Regions from separate parts of the Mus musculus genome. Here region 2 is linked to region 1. A link is a loop called in an ENCODE intact Hi-C map of the cell type or tissue named here. Cell type or tissue: left cerebral cortex. All regions are shown on one strand.

What was found. A loop is a pair of places that touch in the nucleus more often than their neighbours do. Peaks named below come from ENCODE experiments on the same cell type or tissue, not always from the same donor. Only the 100,000 strongest peaks of a DNase experiment are listed, where the experiment ranks them.
Region 2: a loop joins it to region 1, with 7 times the contacts of the local background. A loop is called at or near these places in 4 of 42 quality-filtered maps.

The regions. Positions count from the first base shown.
Region 1 is chr14:61,680,932-61,688,931 of GRCm38, reverse strand. Dleu2 (deleted in lymphocytic leukemia, 2) reads left to right here and starts at 6,559. Exons shown (of 7, transcript NR_028264.1): 1 at 6,559-6,822. Gm35196 (a long non-coding RNA gene) reads left to right here. Exons shown (of 4, transcript XR_003951167.1): 4 at 1-2,146. In left cerebral cortex, CTCF peaks have their summits at 6,785 and 7,819; DNase peaks (open chromatin) are centred at 5,993, 6,503, 7,449, 7,877 and 3 more places; H3K4me3 peaks cover 4,386 bases; H3K27ac peaks cover 3,731 bases.
Region 2 is chr14:61,753,091-61,761,090 of GRCm38, reverse strand. No RefSeq gene overlaps it. Among named protein-coding and RNA genes, the nearest start is that of Gm46480, 50 kb to the right of the region's middle. In left cerebral cortex, a CTCF peak has its summit at 3,413; DNase peaks (open chromatin) are centred at 3,412, 3,815, 4,165, 4,797 and 2 more places; H3K4me3 peaks cover 581 bases; H3K27ac peaks cover 1,010 bases.

The sequences.
Region 1 (8,000 bases):
TGACCGCTGAGCAATGTCACAAAGTGGCTCCAGCCAGCTCTCAGCCTCCAGTGTCTCCACACCCAGGACAGGAGGAGGGCGTAGGTGGGTTTTTCCAGCTTGTGGGTGTTAAACGCTTTCTCCAGTTTCCGATTTTATGCTTTTAAAAATGCACTTAAACCTCTATCAAAAAGAAAATCGGCCAAATTGCTTAGAAATACAAATTGCGCTCTGATCGATACAAGGTCAAGATAGGTCAGCAGTGGGCAGAGGCGGCTCCACCAGAGATGTTAGAAATGAGTAACAACCCACAAATTTCGTTCTTACTAAAGAAATAGGTAAAGGGAATCAAAGGGTAATAGTTACTATTACAGTCACTGAAAAACTCCAATTAATTTAATGTGTTTCAGATTTATATGTATGTAATCACAGTACTTTTATTCTGCCTAGCTATTTCCATTAAGTTTTAATATCTTATTAAAGTTCCCTGGGTAAATTTTCTGAGTTTTTATGTGAGCGGAGATTACCTTAACCAGAAGCAAAGTTTAACATAATTTCCTTAGACGCAGTTAAGTCTGTATCTTCTGCCAACATTTTTAAATGCAGGAAGAAGTGAAAGGAGGTAAGGAAAATTCTAGGGAAGCACCTACTACGTGCAGGCACCGGATAAGACTAGCTTAAACATTTTATTTCACATTAATAACTGCCTATCCGTAAAAGATCTTTTTTTAAAAAGCCTGAAATGTCCATCTTCTTCCTCCAAACTAAAGTGTACAGCTTACGTAATTTTATTTTATTCGCAAGAATTTCGTTTTTAATACTTCCTTATTGGAAGTGAAAAACAGCCAAAGAAAATGAAAAGATCCATACTTAGTAATATTTAAGGTTTTGTTTTGTTTTTTTCAAAAAACGGACTACACCGTTTAGTATTCGTATTTGTCAAAAAAAAAAAAAAAAAAGCGGAGTTGTGGCTTAGCTCATGGTGATTTTTTTTCCTAACTCTTTCAGTTTCTGTAAAAATAAAGCCCTATCAGTATTGGGAAGGAGACCGGGCTTGTAATTAGGAACACGTCCTTGTTGGGGGGCGAAGGGAAGTACGGAAGGAGGAAGGGTGAGAGACAGAGAGACAGAGACAGAGAGAGCGCTGCTCACACACAAACAATGCACAATTAACCGTGGCTGTACATTAAAAGGAACTAAAAACTAGTTGTTTTTGCGAGGGTATGTAAACTGCGGCGTAGAGGCTAAGGTGAGAGGGCTATGCATTGTTGTAGGAGATATGATTGAAGCAAGCACCTGAAAAAGAAAAATAAGACAGAAAGTAATCGTGAAGAAAGGGGAGGGGGAGAGAAGAGAATCAGGTGAGAACAAGGAACAGCGGCCAGAAACTGTGGGAAGCAGTCAAATCTCCACATTTTCAGCTCTTTTAATTAATGGGATGGGGGGAGGTCTCACTATAATTGGGAATAAATGGTTGTCTGATGGAAGTCTATTAGTTATTCTATTTGTGCTGGGGTGGGGGGTTTGTTTGTTTTTCCAGATTCTCAAAAAAGTTATTTCGAGATACAACCAAATGTTTTGACTGGGTGATCGAAAGCCAGGCGAAGCATTTCCTGCTGTGATTGCCGGGAGGTGAACAGCCTTACACCCAACGCACCCCACGCCCAGCAGCCTGAGGAGTAGCGCCCTGCAGCCCACGCCTGGGCAAGCGCGATGGGGGACACAGAGTTCAGTTCGGAGGCCTGGCTTTAGACTTGCTTTGGTTTTCTTCGGGAAGGGGAAATGGGCGTAGTTCTGTGTGGATTTTCACTTTAGAAACTTGGGAAACTGGGTGGTTTTCAACTGGGCTTCTGGTGGCCGAGGCTCCCTTGCCTCTCCGGGTGTCACAGGAGCGCGAGGCGAGAGGCGCTACTTTCGACGAACCTCCCTCTCCCCAGCCTTGAATGGGGACGCGCCTCCGCCGGCTTTGAAGGCGACTTGGCGACCTCAGTGCCCCGCGGCTCGGCACCGGTCCAGCCCCGCTCAGGGAGAAGCCCACTTGGGAGTCTCTTCCCTCGGAGCGAGTCAGTGCCCAGGCACTCCCCGGACACTGAGTTCAGGAGCTCCCTGCTGCGGGCCCCTTTCTTTACTTACCCTCGTTTTCTTTGGAAGCATTCCCCCGCCCCTCCCCCCCCCCCCCCCCCCGTAGCAGACACTCTGACCTGCAGCCTCCGCTTGCTCCCTGCTGAACGCACCCGCCCCGACCCCCAGGACCCTACCCGGACATCTTGTGAACTGTGTCAGCGTCCCCACACCCCACCGCGTCGCGCCTTTTTTTTTTTTTTTTTTCCCCGCTTCAAGGTTTCCTGGACTGAGTGGGCGGAAAACGGAGGAGGTTCGGCTCCTGTACCTCTTTGCAGCCCCTAACCCACGCCGAACCCTCGCCAGAAACCCGCTGGATTGTGAAAGAACCCGGTGGTGGGCGGGGGTGGAACGCTACCTGGGGACTTGTGGAGTGTTTGGCACAGTCTTGGGTACACTAGTGTTTCCCCCAAGGGAGTTTTCTTCGCCTCGCAGCCAGCACGAGGTGTCCGAGGTTTTTAGTAACTAACCGCGAAGGCAGTCTCTTGTCCCTTTCTCCAACTTCAGGACATCTGATCTACAACCTTAAACTTTCTCCTTTTGGTTGAAGTCAGCCGCAGCTTAGCGACCTCAGCTGAGGCCGGGGAGAGCTCGATGCTGGAGGGTTAACTCAAAAGCTCGGCGCCCAGAGGTCGCCTGAGGCCCTGTGGGTCGAGGCCAGACGCGCTGTTTGCAGGAGGAATTCCAGGAGGACTCTACCAGGGCACGCAGCCGGCTAAAACAGGCGCTCCCTTTTCCAGACCATATTCCTCATAAAATCTAAAGCCAGATGCATCGCTTGGGCCATGCTCCCATTTCACCTCGAAAGGCGTGGATTTATTTCCAAACTGGACTCCACACCAAGGTGTCTGACTCGGGTTTCAGTGGCGAGCGCAAAGGATGGCAGTTTGAGCATTTAAGTCTTAACTTTAGCTCAGGCAAAACATTAGTTATGAATGCATGGATTTTTTTTAAACTAAAGAACGTAGAGTGTGGATTTTTTTTTAAGCGCGTGCTTTTTGTTTAGAAAGAATGGAGGGCAAGACCAACTTCACAATCACAGACGCCCACTTTAACAGCAACACCCCATGGAACCCGATCACGAAAACACGTCATTTGCAAGAGTGAGAAAACTAGCCATATAATAAGACCAAAGGTCGAACTTGGTAAACGCAGACCTTTTATAATCTCTTGAGTCAAAACTAGCTTTTGTGCTGGGTAATTTTATTTTTTTAAGAAATGGGGGAAAGCTAAAAAGAGAGCGTCAGGGTCTATTTCCTAGGTAGCTTGCCTCACTCATATAGAGGGGAAAGAGGATAAAGTGGGCCTTCCCTTTCAGTTAGGGCTTTCTGATGTTTACCAAGAGGGTTCCGGGGGTAGAAATATCTGCCTTTCCAGGTTTCGACCAAGAGAACTTATGAAAGGCAAGGCCATTTTTTTTTTTTTTGAGTCCTGTGGTTAAATTATTGGCGAAGCTGAGTCTGAACAATGCAAATACATACAGGACTCCTAGTCTTGGGTTTTACAGAGCGAATGACCTCAGTGCAAAAGCAAAGCGCCTCTGAGCAGCTGGAAGGGTAATGGCTGTCTGCTAAGTCCTTAGTCAGGTGTGGGTGAGCAGGGCGAGCACTCCAGCAAACGGTTTCCACTTTCAACTCCCCGAGACCCTGCAGGTCTTTCTCACACTTGCCCAGACCTACAGATACTGCTGCAACAAAGGTGTTACTAAACAGAATAAAGTGTGTGGTAAAGAAAGTATGGGGGTGGGGTGAGGGTGGAAGCTGTTTCAAGTCAGTGTTGTTTCTCTGTGGGGGAAGAAGGGGAAGCGAGGACACGTTTTAGCTGACTAGATTGACACCAGCTGCCATTCCTGAGCGCCCCAGTTGTGTTTGGTTACCTTCACCTCGTAAGATGCCTTCCCTGAACTGCTAAAGTCGGCCCACCCGTCTCTTTGAAACCTGCCGGAGGCCGCCTTTGTCACTGCAATGACTCCTATGAGGGAAGAGGGATACCACTAGTTTCGTGAAGTCTTTTAAATTGTATAGAACTTTGGTTATTTGCGTGTGGGCGGGATGCTTATCCAGTTTCAGCCGGGCAAGAATTCCGTGGGCCTCGAGTCCCAAGAGGCCTTTGCGCACCCTCGCCTGCGTTCCTGCCTGAGACCCTGCTAAGACATCTGCCACTAGAAGCCAAACTCGTTCGTGTCACACTCCTTTACTTCTGCAGGGTCTCAGTCTTCAACTTCGAGACCCAGACCAAACTCTCCATGCAAGATTGATGTACTATCCATATGCACTTTTCCGGAGATGGGAGTTTGGGGGGAGGGGGACCCTTCGCAACCTAGGACAGATCCTGGCAACTCCTGGGCTTCCTTCGGGAACAGCTCCCCCCACCCCCACCCCCATCTCGGCCAATGTTTGCGACCCTACACTTAGGTCTGCCACCGCTGCCCTTAGGGAAGTGGCTGTGACTGATGCGCCTGAAGTGGTTTCGTTTTGATTCCCTTCCCTCCTCTCCGCGGCTAGGAAGACCGTGAAAGAACAAAGTGGGGGCGGAAAGCCGGTGTCTTAACAAAATAGCTGTGCCGCTGAGCCTTAGTCGGAGGACGGGGTAAGGCAACCATGACCATGCCTTGACAAACTCTGACCCTTGCAAGAGTGGGAAGGACCAGGAGGCCCTGACTTGTTTACTAAATGCAAAGAAACGTGATTTGTAGCTATTGCTGCAACCAAAGTGTCAAAGAAACGAATTTGCATTCATAAGAGGTTTGTTTTCCAAATGCTGAGTAATGAAGGGTACAAGGACCGGGAGGTGAGTAGCTAGGGCCTTTGGATAAATTGCAGAGGATGGGGAAGATTGAGGTCCCGCCCTAGGCTCTGCACACCGCCAGGTGTGGGCGACCAAAGCCTATCAGGCCTGCAGCTCCAAACTTTAGAAAGGAAGCGAGTGCTGCAAAAGTTCACTTTATATTGTCTCACTTCCTTCTTTTAGCAAGCACACACATAGCAAACTTGGAAGGCACGTTCTAAGCTTTAGAATCTAAAGTTTCTCCTTTAAAAAAAAGAAAGAAAGAAAGAAAAGAAATAGAAATAGAGAGAGCGAAAGCAAGCGGGCCTAAATCTGGAAAGGTTTCTCAACTCTAGGCAAATCTATTTCCTCCCCCATCTGACTCTTGGAAAAGCTCTACCAGGTTTGGACCCACCCTTATACCTAACTTCCAAGCCCCTCACAGTAGGTAGGTGCCCGTGCTGAGGCGTGGTGGTGGTCCGAACTTGGGGCGGGGGAGTGGGATGGGGGGAGTTCTTCTAGACTGTTTACCCCTCTCCAGTTGCTGGGAAAGTCCGATGCGTTTCCTGTTCTCATCCGAGCTCAGCCTGTTTTCCTGAATCAGTGATCTGGTAGCTAACTTATTATGTTCTGATCCTGAAAAGTAAAACTGCGTTCTGAAATCAATTACTTAGGAAAGGGACTAGAAGCTACAGAAGTTAATCACGCTTAGACTAACCACTTAGTTTGCCTTAATTGTAAGGCCTTCCTTTGGTGTTTATCGCACTTTTTGTTTACACTGAGCCCTCCGCCTAGGCTTTAGGCCAGCAGGGCGCTCAGTTTCACTTCGGGGTTTGGAGGGGCCTATCACTTCGTCCTCGGGGTTTAAAGGCAACTTGTAATGGTTTGCCCCAATCACTCCTGTAACCAAAGAGTAAGTCCTCAAGAACCGCGTTCCCTTGTCAAGGAGTCGGATGCGCAAATGCCTGGGGCTTTAAGCAGCTGGGAAAGCGAGAAGGAAGCTAGCGTGAAGCTAGCTGCACCTGCGGATCCAGAGCGTCCGCCCCGCGCTTCCCGCGCCCAGCGCTTTTGCCTGGGAGCTGCTGCGAGCCACCCCCGCACCCCTCACGCCCGTTGGCCGGGGGAGCGAGGCCTAGCAAGCGGACGCCTGCGGGAGCCGCCGCACGTAGGGGGCACAGGGACTTGTCCAGGCCGTGGGCTCCAAAGCGAGGCCCAAACGCGCGCGCTCTCTGCAAGTAGGGCGGTGGCGCTCCCAGAGACGGAGGGAGGTAGAGACGCCCGAGCGAGCGAGCGAACGGCACGCTCGGGGCCACTCCGCGCGCAAGGCTCGGGTCCGGGAGAAATTCCCCCCCCCCACCCCCCGTCGAGTGGTCAGAGTGCGGGTCCCCAGGTCGTGCACACCACCCGGGCCGGCGACCCCAGCCAGGAGCAGGGGAGCGCCGCAGGGCGGAGGCCGCTGCCACGGAACCAGGCGGGCGGCGCACAGCCCCGGGGAGCTGGTTTTCCCGAGAGGGCACGTGACGGGGTTGGCAGCGCTCGGGCCCGGGCGGGGGGAGGGGGAAGTGGCGAGCAGGAGGCCCGGGGGCGGGCGGCTGGCGCGCTGTGTACTTAGGTCGTGTGCTGGGGCTTTTCTCTCCTGGGAGCGGGCCGAGGGGCGGGGGAGGGGCCACCGCTCCGCCTTCTTCTTTTCGCAATGTTGACGCAATCTATAAATAGTGGAACAAAAGGACCAACTTCCTCGGAGCTTTGCTGAAACTGCACAAAAAATCGAGCTGGGGGGTTCCCTGGTCCCCGATGTTGGGGCGGAGAGCGCGGCGCCGAGGGAGGGGGCGGCGCAGACCGGCCTAGGGGACACCTGGTCGAGCGCAGCCGCCGCTCCGCTCGAGCCCTGCGCTCCAGTGCCCCCACTGGCTGGAGAGCTCGCCCAGACCGGGGGTCTTCCTCCGTCGCTGACAGGTCAGTGCGCACCGCCCCTTTCGACTCTAGGCTGCTTTTCTCCCTCCTCCAGCCTCCACTTTTAGAAGGGAACCGGGGCGGGGGCGGGGGGCGGTAAGGAAATAGAACGAGGAGCAGCAGCGACAGAAGGAAAAAAAAAAAAAAAAAGCAAAGCTGTAACCCCGGCGTGCACGGAGCGAAGAGAGTGAGGGGCTCCAGGAGGAGATCTGCGCGTGGCCCCCACGGGAGACGGAGCTGGCAGAGCAGGCGGGCCGCAGGGTGAGAGGAGGGGGCTCCCCGGAGGCCGTGCGCGTCTCTCGGTCCCCTTTGAACGCAGACCTGCAGAGTCCGCCTGGTCCACGGTGGGAGGAATGAGTGGAGAATTGTCGCCGCCGCCACTGCACCCCCGAGGCCCACGCACCCTGAGCGCCTAAATTTGGGGACAGGGTGGGAGGGGGGCACCCTGCGCTCAGGGAGCAAGGACCTGAACTCAGGAGCCCGCTGCTTCGCCGTTGGGGAGGGCGGAGCTGGCGCTGTTGACAGCGGTGAGGGAGCAGGGAGGGCGAAAGTTGGGGAGAGGAGGCGGGAGAGGTGGGAGTCTAGTTGAAAAGGGGGGGGAGGGAGCGCGCGCGCGGGATTCTGAGGGGCGTGGATCACGTGATGGGCAACCACCCCCGCTACAGGCTGGCGGTAGGGTGACGTCACCACCCTGCCTGCAGGGGGTGGCACTTCCGTTTTCTCCCCCCCCCCACCCCCCCCAGGGCTGCTGCTCCCAAGCTTCTGCACCCTCCTGAGGGTGGGCAATAGTCTGAGGTCATCAGGTGCTTTGGCAACAACCGGGAGTTAGGCAATGAGGGCTAGGTCTGAAGCTCAAGCCGGGCCGCCCCTCGACGCGCCCCATTGTGTGAGCAGTGGGCGAGGGCGGTGCCGGGTGCCGGGCCCCCCGCGGCTCCCAGCTCCAAAAGGGCGGGGAGGACTCTGTTCCGTCAAGGCGGAGTCTGGCCACTAGCTGGTTCCTGAGTCCAGACTTCGAGATCCCAGCGACTAGGGTCTTACTCGCCTGACTAGCCCTCTGGGCGCCTGGTGGTTAGGAGCCAGTTCTATGGCTCTGGTCCGTGGCCCAGCTTGATGGGTGTGTGGTCAATCTGTCACCACTGGAGCGACTCAATTCCAGCAGTCCTTAAGAGCTATTTTGAGTA
Region 2 (8,000 bases), 72 kb before region 1:
ATAAGTATATCTCAACAATGATGCAGTGATGCAAAGACAGGTCAGACAAAGCAAATCCAGAACAATTCGCTGCAGCAGACCTTCAGGTGGAAGAGAGATATGTGAATAGCGTAACAATTCTCCTCTAACTTATGACTCCATTAAAAGATAACAGGTTGTTTATTTGAGTCAAAACGAACTCAGAACAAATTCAGGGGAAGCAGATGGACTCTGCATACACTGCAGACACCTATATACTCAATATAGGCTTCTCTCAGTGACAGCAGCTATCCTACACCTCTCTGCCTCCTGAAAATCTCTCTTTCAGAGTCAATTATAAACACACACACACACACACACACACACACACACACACACACACACACACACACACACACCTGCCCAGGCTTACCCAAAGTCACCTTAGGCAATGCCAGAATTAGAATTTACCCCTCGAGTATCCTGTGCAAGTGGATAAAGCTTTAAGGTTATTAAATAAAAGCCTCATGCCAGAGGTTGGCTAACTCCCTGCAATTATTGATGGGGAAGCCACTAAGATCCCAGAAACAATATGAGCAATTGCCACTGATATTTGTTTGTAGCTTCCCCTCCCCCAGCCTTAATGGTTCCACTGTTTACACCTGGATGGAGCTTGCCGCTCAATCGTTCTGCCACGCCCACTGCTGGAACCTGCAGCTTGGCTGTTCAGAGCCATACACGTGGTCACCCTGCTACTGGACTCCAGGACTATTTGGCAGGAATCGGCCCCCCTTCCCCTCCTTCATAAACTGCGTGTTGGGATAGTATAATTGAGCTTTGATCAGAGTCCGTTTTGACTTGGCTCCGTTCTTTCTTCCGTCTGTTTAGTTCCTCTCTTTCAGCCCGAGCTGCCATCTCAGTTGTACCATTCCTCACGAGCTGCTGGTTGGCCCGTGACATTTGTTGACCACCAGACCTAGATGGTGAGATCCTGTTCACACCACATGCAGCTATCATAAAAACATAGAAAAATAATAATGTGATACTGGGCTGGAAGCTTCCTCCATGTTAGCTATCCTTCAGATTGCTATTCAGGTGGCCAAGACAGAGTTCTTACCAACTACCTTACTCAGCTGTAGACTTTGCATGCAGCACCATTGAGTGGCCAGACAAGATGTGCCCATTGGTACAAATGATGTCAAGTCTGTTACAGGGATAACTAACACTTTGTGCTTGGCCTTTGGGTCCGTTTCACAGAAGGAAATTCACTTCTGGTGCTATAAACCTATTCAAACCCCAAGACTGGGAAAGTCATGGGCCCTAGTGAGGAATCCGCTGCTGTTTGGCCTAGTAGATGTGGTAGATACACACACACACACACACACACACACACACACACACACTTCTGACACTAATTCATTGTTACTTATAAAATACCAGTGGTTCTTAAAGTTGCTTATGGTGAGTTTCATTATTTTTACAAAACATGAAATAATACCTTTAAATTTTTTGAAGGTTAATATGCTATGTCTAGCCAGCTACTGAAGACTAGAATTCTGCTTATGCTAGATCAAAAATCTAAACTAAAACACAGATATATAAAATTCAAAGCAAAAATATTCTTACAAGCAATAAAGACTCACATTCTCCCAACACTTTTGTGCATAGCATCTTGCTCCTGTCAGAGCACCAGCATCTTCAGAGACTTGTACCAGGCACCACCCTGAGATTCTGCTTTACTCCTAGGAAAGTCTCTGGACAACACTTGACTGGACCTGCACTCAGTCCTGATCCTTAAGAAGATTTGCAAAAAAAAGACTTTTTCCAGTTTTATCGTCACCTTAGAATACAAAGCTGTTTGTCATTGGCCAGTGTTTCATTTTAGAACAAAATGATTGCAAACGGCTTACCCCATGATAGAGCTCTGTAGTTCTTCACTTGTGTTAAAATGAAAATGGCCTTGGAGGAAAGACTATTTCCACAGACAGCTCACTGTGGCAGTGGTGAGGGCTCAATGGTGAAAGTCGCTCTACCTCAAGTATCAAGGATCTTTAAGGCTGAGGGCACACTCCCTCTGCATGCTTCATACCAAGAGAGGGGCCAAAAAAAAAAAAAAAAACCCTACTATTTAGTCTTCAGGAAATGATCACCTTTCTCACAAGGGGACTAGTAAGTCACAAGTCACCCCACTGAAGTGATCATAACGAGCTTCTTCAGCAATACGATAACCTATCTGAAGGTTTCAGGGCAGGCGGTTTCACTTACATCCAGGGCAAGCCAAGCACTGAATCTACACACACACAAATACACTGTGATAGTTTGCATATTTTTGGCCCAGGGAGTGGCACTGTCTGAAGGTGTGGCCTTGTTGGAGTAGGTGTGTCACTGTGGGTGTGGGCTTTAAGACCCTTGTCATAGCTGCCAGGAAGCCAGTCTTCCAGCGGCTTTCAGATGAAGATGTAGAACTCTCAGTTCTTCCTGCACCATGCCTGTCTGGTCGCTGCCATGTTCCCACCTTGGTGATAATGGACTGAACCTCTGAACCTGTAAGCCAGCCCCAATGAAGCCATCTTTTAGACAAGAGGAACATGTGAGATGCAACACCTGCTACTGAACATTTTTAATCAGTAAACTGTCCTCACTAAAGGTTTTGAGTAGTTAAAACTTGTATCACTGTATCCAGAACTGGAGGTGGAAATGCCATATTACATTTCTTTAGATATGCACATGCAACATACTCTCTATTACATATAACCAGATGTTGCTATGACAGCGCTTTTGTTAAACTCAGACAGAGTTCCTGAGATAGTTCTACACAATATGGGATTTCGGGAATTTACTTTTTAGCAACTACTGAAATAGATCTTGTGAATCTTGGGAGGCAAGTAAGCTATGTGAAAATAAATAAATCACAGGGATTTTTATTATGTATTTATTCAAAATGAAGGGAAAGGCACGTGATTCACAATATATGCAACCTGAGCTTAGAAATGTTTCTCTTCATTATCTAACAGTATGTGGTTTTATAAAAAACAAACTACCAAACAGTAATAGGACAGCTTTTTACTCGAAAATGCATATGGTTCCTTGGCTAAAAATAGTACAAACGATGGCGCTTCCAAAGACAAAGTAATCTCCTGGGGACAGAATTAGTTATGCTCCCTACGCCTGCACACTGCAAAGCTGAACTGTATTTAAGGCTGTTCACAAGAATTAAACAAAAACTTAAAAGAGGAAACCCCTCTTCGAGAGGTTTTATAACGTTTTGAAAACTGCATTATACATTCTAGACGCAATTTAACTTGTTTGCATTTGTGCCATGCCTTCCCATACATAACCACTTTCAAATGCTTTCTAAAGGCCCAGGAAGGCTATGTAAGAACTGCTCAGCGGAGTGCACACGCTCAGGAACACGTGGCATGCCCGCGGCAGGCTCTCACTTTCTCCATGTCCCACCAGACACGGTCCCTAGGGACTTCTGTGCTCCAGTCTGGGAGGGCGGGCGACTTGGCACAGCCTCTCCCTGGGTAGGAGGGGAGAGCTGCTGACTCACGACCAAGGCGGGCTGGCTGCTCTCCCTCCCTCCCCAGCCCTGCCGAGAGAGAGAGAGAGAGAGAGAGAGAGAGAGAGAGAGAGAGAGAGAGAGAGAGAGAGAGAGAGAGAGAGAGAGAGAGAGAGAGAGAGAGAGAGAGAGAGAGAGAGAGAGAGAGAGAGAGAGAACACTGTGGGAAGGAACACCTCCAGAGCCCAGTGTTCCCATCACAGCCTCACCCCCAGCAGGCGAGGAAGAGGATGGAAACCAGAATGAGTTAGAGAAAGAGGAACCTATGGAGAAGGAAGCGCAAGAGTGGACCTTCCTTCCCAGCCTGGGCTTGGGGGGGAAAAAAATCCTCTGCCCCGCCCCCACTGGACAAGCCGCCTGGCAGGTCTGTGTGCATTCAGTGACTAAAATCCTTCAGCCAGTTTCTCTTCCCAAACCCTCTTCCCATTTTCACTCCTGTCTTGTCATAAGGATGAGCTGCCTAAGAAAGCATTTAAGGCTTCTGTTGTCAACTGGACACTGAGCCCTGATCTGCCCTGGATGGAAATCTATAATTCTGAGCCCCAAGGACCTGGAGGCCACGTTTTAACCAGCCAGGAATTCAGATTCAGTGTTAACAATGAAATAAAAGGTCTTTTTTTTTTTCACTCCCCAAAGCAGTTGCATGGTTATATATGTAAATACACCATGTTAGGCAAGAAGTCAGGACAGTTGCCTCTGAGGCAGGGTGGAGATGACAGGAAGGAGTGCAAAGAGAGCATCCTGAAATGGTGGCAACATTCTGAGCCAACCCTGATCAGGGTTTACAGCTGTGTGCATTTATCATAAGTCTGTCAATCCACTGTGTATGTGTGCATTTCATTCTTTTTTTTTATTTATTTATTTTACAGTCCCACTTCCCCTTCTCATTCCCCCCATTGCCCCTTCCCTTTCTCTGCAGAGAAGGGGAGACACCCCCCACCCCCCCACCCCCCACCCCCACCCTGTCTTGGGTATCACCCTACCCTGGGGTATCTAGTCCCAGCAGGACTAGGCATATCCTCTCCTACTAAGGCCCAACCAGCCAGTTCAGGTAGGGGAAGAGGATCCATTGGCAGGGAACAGAGACTAAGACAGCCCCTGCTTCACTTGTTAAGGGAGCCACAGGAAAACCAAGCTATACATTTGCTATAGATGGGTCTGGGGTCTAGATCCAGTTCCTGCATGCTGCCTGGTTGGTGGCCCAAGCTCTGTGCACCCCTATGGTCTCAGGTTAGTTGACTCTGTGGCTCTTCTTGTGGTGTCCTTGGTCCTCCTCCTTGCTCATTTCCATCCCCCACGATTCCAGGGGACTTCCCAGGCTCCACCTGATGTTAGGCTGTGAGTCTCTGCATCTCTGCCTCCATCTGCTGCTGGATGGAGACTCTCAGGAGACAGTTGTGCTCAGTTCCTATCTTGCAAGCATAGCAGAGTTAATAGTGCCAGGGGTTGGCTCTCTCACATGAGGTGGGTCTCTGCAGGTTGGGTCTGTCATTGATTGGCTGTTCCCTCAATCTCTGCTCCCATCTTTATTCCTGTACATCTTGTAGGCAGGACAAAACTTTGGTTAAAGGTTTTGTGGGTGGAAGTCCTGCCTGGCTACAGGAGGTGGCCATTTCAGTCTCTATATCACCCTCTAGTAGGAATCTAAGCTAGAGTCACTCCCATAAACTCCTGAATCCTCTCCAGTCCCAGGCCTCCTGCTAGTCACCAGAGATCCCCGCCCCACCCCCACCATTACCACTCTCACTCCCAGCCCTCTCTCCTTCACCTAATCACCATCCCCATTCCCCTCCTCACCGCTATTCCCACCTCTTCCCTTCTCTCCATCCACCTTTGATAGCTATCTAATTTCTCTTCTGAGCGACATTCACACATCTTCCCTTGGGACCTCTTTATTGCCAAGTTTCTGTGGGTCTGTGGATTGTAGCATGGTTATCCTGTAATTTATGGCTAATGTCCACTTATAAGTGAGCACACACTGTATGTGTCTTTCTGGGTCTGGGTTATCTCACTTGGGATGATATTCTCAAGTTCCATCTATTTGCCTGCAGAATTCATGATGTCTTTGTCTTTAATAGCTGAATAGTATTCCATTGTATAGATATACTACATTTTCTTGATTTTTCAGTTGAGGGACATCTAGGTTGTTTCCAGTTTCTGGCTATTGTGAATAAAGCTGGTATGAACGTGTCCCTTTGGTATATAGTGGGGCACCTTTTGGGTATATGCCCAGGAGTGGTATTGCTGGGTTTGGAGGTAGAACTGTTCCCAGCTTTCTGGGAAAGTGCCAAATTGATTTCCAAATGGGTTGTACAAGTTTGCACCCCCACCAGCAATGGAAAAGTGTTCCCCCTATTACATACCCTCACAAGCACATACTATCACTTGAGCTTTTTATCTTAGCCATTCTGACAGATGTAAGATAGAAATTTCAGGGTCATTTTGATTTGCATTTCCCTAACGAGTAAAGACTTTGAACATTTCTTTAAGTGCTTCTCGTCCATTAAAGATTCCTCTATTGAGAATCTTATAGAAGCTTTTCAGTTTCATGAGGTCTCCTTTATCAACTGTTGATCTTAGCGCCTGAGCAATCAGTATTCTGTTCAGGAAGTTGTCTCCTATACCAATGAGTTCAAAGCTACTCCCCACTTTCTGTTCTATTAGATTTAGTGTATATGTTTTACATTAAGGTCTTTGATCCATTTTGACTTGAGTTTTGTGCAGGCTGATAGATATGGATCTATTTGCATTCTTCTACATGCAGATATCCAGCTAAACCAGTATCATTTGTTGAAGATGCTTTATTTTAACTATTGTATGATTTTTGCCTTCTTTGTCAAAAGTTAAGTGTCCGTAGTTATGTGGGTTTATTTCTGTATCACTAATTCAATTCCATTGATCAACCTATACCAATTGGTGTCTATACCAATACCATGTAGTTTTTATTATTATTGCTCTGTAGTACAGCTTGAGATTAGGGATGGTGATACCTTCAGAAGTTCTTTTATGTTCAGGATTGATTTAGCTATCCTGGGTTTTTTGTTTTTCCATATGAAACTGAGAATTTTTTTTCAAGAAAATTCTGTAAAGAATTGTGTTGGAAATTTGATGGGAACTGTATTGAATCTGTAGATTGCTTTTGGTAAGATGACCATTTTCACTTTGTTAATCCTACTGATCCATGAGCACAAATCATCTTTCTATCTTCTGAGATCTTCCTCAATTTCCTTTTTTTCAGAGATTTGAAGTTCTTGTTATAAGATCTTTACTTGTTTGGTTAAAGTTACACCAAGATATTTTATATTACTTGTGGCTATTATAAAGGGTGATGTTTCCCTAATTTCTTTCTCACCCATTTATCATTTGCATAAAGGAGAGCAACTGATGTTTTTTTGGAGTTAATTTTGTATCCAGCCACTTTGCCAAAAGTGTTTATCGGCTATGGGAGTTCTCTAGTAGAATTCGGGGGTCACTTATGTTTAATATCATCTACCTGGGGTTAAAGACAACGCAGACTGAATGACTTGAGATAACATGTTTTGAAGTCTACAACTTACTTTGGAATGTATCCAAAAACTAAGGTGTGTTGATAAATAAATGGAGTAGGTTGATTCATCTGTGGGTGATAAAGAGAGTCTATTAAGACATCAACTATGGAGTAAACACGGTGCTCCAGGAGGGCGGTTCTTTGCAGGATTCTTTCAGCTTTCCTGAAAATTCAAAGACTTTATAATAAAAGAGTGGCTTAAAGCAGTTCAGCAATGATACTGAGTTTGAGATTTCCTTTTCAATGTCCCATTAGGAAGAATACAGGTGTTAAATACGACTCTATCCAAAACACATGCACATATACATTCATGTATATCCATAGGTCGCAGATACATATAATTCATATGCTACATTACTAGAGTGATTTAAAAGGCATGGTGCCAAATAAACCGAGCCAACATTTTATTTTCTCTTTCACACACAGACATCTGTCACCATGAAATGAGAACTGATTTGTTCTCTACATAAAAAGGCACTATACATATTTGGAGACCTGCTACAGAATGTCACAGTAAGATGATGGGAATAACTTTCCTGCTTGCCTCCTGAGTCTACTCATGTATGGCACTTCCACATTGCTGCTCTTTTAGATTAAATTACAAAGGAAAGCAGTTATAAACTTGACTTGACACAGGGGGGAAAAACGATGACAGAGATATAAACAATCTTGTCTTCATTTGTGGCTGACTGCTCCTAAAAGGTCTGTAGTGCTTCCAATAAAAAAAAAAAATACATCACAAAACAGGTATTTGTAAAGGGTTGACCTGTGTAGGCATGGTTACCTGATATTACACTACACTGAGTACGCTTGCAGTGGGAAGAAGAATTGTGTCTATCTTTAATAAATGTCATGAATTTAGTGTTTAAAAACTCAGGCAGCAGTTGATTAAATATAAGGAAAGAACACTGGGGCCAAGAAAAATATCAATGC